Linked DNA regions of Homo sapiens: region 2 is linked to region 1. Evidence: chromatin contacts called from ENCODE Hi-C data. All regions are on one chromosome and are shown on one strand. Each heading gives the region's core, a stretch centred on a gene start or an enhancer-like site at or near the end of the contact. The rest is flanking DNA. Distances are from core to core; before and after follow the strand shown.

Region 1 (2,700 bases), core at 78-2,577:
TCCGCGCAGCCGGGCGCCGCGCACCCGGGTGCCGGGGTGGGAGCCGGGCCGCAGACCCAAGTGCGCCCGAAGCCGCCGTCCGCCGCCTGGCACGCCGTCTGCCGCCTGCTGGGCGATGTGTGCGCGAGCCCGTGGGGCTTGCGCGCGCCCTGCGGCGTGTGTACTCACAAAGGTGTGTCTGCTAACCCCACAGCCCGGGCTGCGTTCCACCCCGAGCTGGAGAAACCCCGGCCTGGAGCGGGGCCTTGTCCGCGCGGCCGCGGGGGCGACAAGGGCGGCCGGAGCTCCTCGACTTCTAGCGGGCGGGTCGGTTTCCTGGCCCGAGGGGCTGAGGCAGCGAGGGCGGGACGGTGGCAGCCGGCACCGGACGCGGGTCGCGCGGCTGCTGGGCACGTTCCGAGCGCTCTGCGTGTTTTCGGGCACAGCCCTGCAGCCGAGACAGAACGGACGCGGGGCTCGGGGATGGGCGCACTGCAGCCACGCGGGGTTAGCAGAGCGGGCGCGCTCCTTCCACACCAGGTCTGCAAAAGTGAAGTGGAAAGCCGCCGCCGAACGCAGCCATCCTCCCCCTTCCCCGCTGCAGCTTCGGCGGGTGGTGGGGAGAGCTCCCCTGGACCGGCTGGAGGGGAAGCTGGCAGGCGCTCGGGTTTGGCCGCGCCTCCTCCGCCTTCCTCTCCACCCGCGTCCCCCGGGGTCCATGCCGCATTTCTTTGTTTTGAAAGCGCCTCCTCCGCCCAGAGGCTTTTCCCCCGAAGGGCAGGGGGACGGGGGGGGTGGGGCATCGGCCCGTGGGCCCCGCCCTCCATTTAGCTCAGAACCCTCCCCTTCGCTCACCCCCTCTTCTCCCCTTTCCTCCCCCGCTGCGACCCACGAGGCGCATCCTCACTTCTCGGACTTCAAAGAGAAGCTGAGAACTGGAGGGGGAAGTGGGGTAGGCAGGGGGCGCAGAGACCCACCCACCTCAGGCCCGGCCCGGCGGCCCGCCCCCTCCCACGGGAACCCCGCCTGACCCCGCCCTCCCCCGCGTCACAGCAGCCTGACATTCTCACAACCCACCGGGCACCAAAACGGCCCGCCCCCGCCACCCCCGTGTCCGCCAAGCGCTCTATTTATGTTTCAGCCCAGCGATTTGCATAGGCCCCGCCCCCGGCCCTAGGTTCCCCCTATCAGAGCCCCGCCCCAGCTTCTGCGTCACAGCGGAGGCCCCACCTCTTGTGCCCATACAAGGAGCGGCGGGCCCTAGATGGCATCGTGGCGTCGCGACGGCGTGTGCGTGTCGCGCTTCCTAGTGCCGTTTATAGGGTCCCGGCACTTCCGCTGTCGGGTTAGAAGCGGCGCGGTCATGGCGGAGCGCGGACAGCAGCCTCCTCCCGCGAAACGGCTTTGCTGCCGGCCGGGCGGCGGCGGCGGCGGCGGGGGCAGCAGCGGCGGCGGCGGCGGCGCGGGTGGCGGCTACAGCTCTGCCTGTCGGCCAGGCCCGCGGGCGGGTGGCGCGGCGGCGGCGGCGGCGTGCGGGGGCGGCGCGGCGCTGGGGTTGCTGCCGCCGGGCAAGACCCAGAGCCCCGAGTCGCTGCTGGACATCGCGGCGCGCAGGGTGGCGGAGAAGTGGCCGTTCCAGCGCGTGGAGGAGCGCTTTGAGCGCATCCCGGAGCCGGTGCAGCGCCGCATAGTCTATTGGTCCTTCCCCCGCAGCGAGCGGGAGATCTGCATGTACTCGTCCTTCAACACCGGCGGCGGCGCCGCGGGCGGCCCCGGCGACGACAGCGGTGGCGGCGGCGGCGCGGGCGGCGGCGGCGGCGGCGGCTCCTCGTCTTCCCCGGCCGCAACCTCGGCGGCCGCAACCTCGGCCGCCGCCGCCGCTGCCGCCGCCGCCGCCGCCGCCGCCGCCGCCGCGGGGGCCGGGGCCCCGTCGGTGGGGGCTGCCGGGGCGGCGGACGGCGGCGACGAGACGCGGCTGCCTTTCCGCCGGGGCATCGCGCTGTTGGAAAGCGGCTGCGTAGACAACGTCCTGCAAGTCGGTGAGTCACGGGGCAGCCGCGAGCCGTCTGTCCGTCCGTCAGTCCCTGGGTGGGGGGGGGGTGCCCGCCTTTCTCCTGCGGACAGCCCCTAGTTCCGCGCGCGCCCGCACCCCTGCGGGTGTCCTCACTGGCCCGGACGGTCCTCCTGAGCGGAGCGCCCATTTCCTCCCTCCCTTCCCTGCCCCCCGTCGCCCCGGACGGGCCAGCGCGAGTGGGAAATGAATCAGCAGGACGCGCCCCTCCGTGGGCTCCGCGCCCCCGGCCCGCGCTCCCCTACCCGCCCTCCTCCGGGGAGCACATCCTGGAGGGCTGTTCGCCGGTTTCGGGGGTGGATGTGGACAAAGGCGCGGGCGGACGGCCGGCCTCCGGCGAGGGTGTGTGTGGCGGGGCTGTGCGGGGCGGGGGAGGGGGCGCGGGCCGCAGACAATGCCGGCCGCGGCCCGGCCGCTCGGCGCTCCCCCCCTCTCCCACTGCCTGTCGCTCGCTCCTTTTTCTTTCTGGCCCCCGCCCCACGCGATTTGAGGGGAGGGGAATACACTTAAAGCCGCTCGGCCGCCGCTCCTCCCAGGGCTCCGACGGGCGAGCGGCCGCGGCGCTCCCGGGTCGCTGTGGCGTCTGGCCCGGGCGAGCTCCACTGGCCGCCCGGGGTTTAAATGTCGTTTTCTTTGCGCCTCCTCAGTCT
Region 2 (2,700 bases), core at 13-2,512, 4.8 Mb after region 1:
GATCACAAAAATGTTGACATATTTCATTATATAGTCAAAAATAAATTGTTAATATAATGCTTCTTTTACTAGAAAAGTCTTTAAGTACTGGCAAGCTGTCAAGCTCAAGCTGGTGGATACAAGTGTAATAAAATTTGTATTTTTAGGTGAAAATTCAAAGAATTACACTAGTGCTTTTTCCGGAGACAACCATTTCACTTGGGCATGTAGCGGCAGTAGTTTCCATTTTTTCACACATATTCTTTAAAAGACGTGTAAGCAAGGATGGATTTGAAAAAAAAATACAATTTTTAGTTATTTGTGAAGGACATTTTTAAAGTGAAACTAGCATACTTTAAAACCTTAAATGTTGTATGATGTGAAGAATACAAAATGCAACTACCAGTACAAGACTGGCGCCACTGCCTTGATTGCTGCTAAGGTGTCAGCAGTTTAATCTTTTACGTTACCAGTGCAAATGGCAACAAAGTGAAAAAGGTCAAGAAACTCTTAATATTATTACGAAAATCGTTTTGACCTTGCCAACTTACTGAAAAGGTCTCGGTACCCTTAGGGATCTGCGGAGGGCATTTTGGGAGCAGCTGCCATGGACTCACTACTGTTGTCTCTCATTAGGTTGCAAGTTCTATGTGAACTGTCTTTAACTGTCTGTTACGTGCCCTTGCCTAATAGTGCCTGGGACATAGCACTCAATAAACATCAACACCTGTGGAACGAGGGAATTAAAAACAGGTTATAAACAACCCCTGCACAGCCTTCATCTTACTGCCTCTTTCCTTAATTCAACCTGAACCTACGCATTTTGTAAAATTTTGTTTTTTTCACAATTAGGACGCCTGCCAACTTTTAAAAATAGTTGGAGTTGGGGTGCTGCCTGTATGTGATAAGGCTGCCCTATAGTTTGGTCAAGTGTTCTTCCGTGTTGTCCAAGAGTCATTCCTTCTTTACAGTCCCGCACCAGTAGGCCAGGCCGCTTGGTTTCCCAATCCGAGACCGGAAGGAACCGGGTAGACATGAGCACAAGACTCTCATCGACTTTTGGGGAAAACAAAAACACCGATAAAAATCCAGGCGGTGAAACGAGCAGCAACAGCCCCAGGGACCCGGGAGCTGGAGGCCGCAGCCGCGCGAGAACCGCCGGGTTGCCGGGGCGACGCTTCCGGCTGGCGCGCGCAGCCCCGGGAGCAGGGGAGTTGTGAAATGGGCGGCTAGATCTGCCCGGCGCTGTGAATTCGCCAGCGGGAGCGCGCTCGCGGCCGCGCGTTCTCCGCTTTCCCGGCTCCGTCGCTGACGCGTCGTAGACGTTGGGGAGCGGGAAGGCAACGGCAGCGGGATCGGGATGAACAGCGGCGGCGGCTTCGGTTTGGGCTTAGGCTTCGGCCTCACCCCCACGTCGGTGATTCAGGTGACGAATCTGTCGTCGGCGGTGACCAGCGAGCAGATGCGGACGCTTTTTTCCTTCCTAGGAGAAATCGAGGAGCTGCGGCTCTACCCCCCGGAGTAAGTGCTGGAGCTCGGCTGGGGGAGGGGCGCGGGCGCCATAGAGACCTCGGGAGCCGAGGCGTGGAGGAGAGCGCGGACGCGGGCGCGCGGTGCATGTCACGTGATCGCGCCGGCTTACCTTGGTGCCCATATTTGATTAGGGCACCCGGGTTCCGCCGTCCTGCTCTCCTTAGTCGGATTTGGGGGGTTAACTACTGCACGGAGCCCTTACCAAGGATTTAGAATGGTTGCCCTTTCTGTGCCTCCGGGACTTGTGTTCGCTGCTGGGTCTTCGAATTCCGTGCCCCCACCCTCTTATTTCCCCCCGAACTTAAGATGGCCGCAGGTGGGCCCGGAACAGCCCTCATGGCAAACGTCTCAGAGCGTTTTTCCACTCTGAAAATCGCGGAGACCGCGCCTGAGCCACAGTCCAGTTTTTAAGGCCTTGGTGTCAGGCCGTTTTGCTGACGAGAAAGCCTGCTGCTGGTGACAAGATGGAACTGGGGCTGTGTTTGTTTCCCAGGACGGTCGCACAAACTTAGCATTTTGGTTTATCTAACCGAGCGCATCCATGTTCCCAAAGATCATGTCTGTTAGCCCTTTTGACAGCAGATTAAATTTTCCTCCTGAAAGGTCACACTGTCCCAAAGCTTTCAGAAAAAGTGTAAGTCGGTGCAGGGTTATCCCTCCCGTATACATTTAAAGTCCAGATCTTGGCTGGCATTCACAGCTCGCGGCCACTTCCCAGATAGTGTATTTTGGAATGGTAAAATTTCCCTCGTACGATATTATTTAGAAAACTCGCAAGGGGTTTGTAGGTTGTTCACATTCTTGCACACAAACTTTTTTTCTTTTTTAATGGTAGATCTTACAGTATTAAGATCCTCCGTTTTTTGTTCATTATATCAAAATCCTTTGAGGGAAGGGGTAATTGTTACCCAAGATTTATTTCTTTAAAAAAATTTTGATTTATTTCCTAGTGATGCATTTAGACCTATTTTTCTTTAGTTTTCTATCTCAGGTTATAACAGTGCTGTTGCATAACTATATAAAAGTTGTGTGGATATTTAAAATTTACTTTTTAAGTTTTTCTTCTCTGCTTTTTGTTTTGGAATATTTCATGCATACAGAAAAGTTGAAAGAGTAATACATTGAACATCCATGTTCCTTTTACGAGCATTTTGTCTGTTTTTGGCTACAGTTGATTATTAAAATTTC

What was found. A loop is a pair of places that touch in the nucleus more often than their neighbours do. Pooled maps may share reads with other maps.
Region 2: a map of CD4-positive, alpha-beta T cell shows a loop between it and region 1 (9-fold over the local background). The contact joins the promoter of SREK1 here to the promoter of ZSWIM6 in region 1. A Hi-C loop is called at or near these places in 2 of 168 maps with a recorded cell type or tissue (CD4-positive, alpha-beta T cell and naive thymus-derived CD4-positive, alpha-beta T cell) and 9 of 50 pooled maps.

The regions. Positions count from the first base shown.
Region 1 is chr5:61,330,931-61,333,630 of GRCh38, forward strand. ZSWIM6 (zinc finger SWIM-type containing 6) reads left to right here and starts at 1,328. Exons shown (of 14, transcript NM_020928.2): 1 at 1,328-2,018. The coding sequence starts at 1,343. LOC105378994 (a long non-coding RNA gene) reads right to left here and starts at 1,286. Exons shown (of 2, transcript XR_007058781.1): 1 at 1,210-1,286. RefSeq lists silencers at 1-372, 403-472, 683-1,082, 1,193-1,332, 2,113-2,222.
Region 2 is chr5:66,143,038-66,145,737 of GRCh38, forward strand. SREK1 (splicing regulatory glutamic acid and lysine rich protein 1) reads left to right here and starts at 1,263. Exons shown (of 12, transcript NM_001077199.3): 1 at 1,263-1,500. The coding sequence starts at 1,340. RefSeq lists a silencer at 1,044-1,113 and enhancers at 1,294-1,573, 1,834-1,893, 1,954-2,003.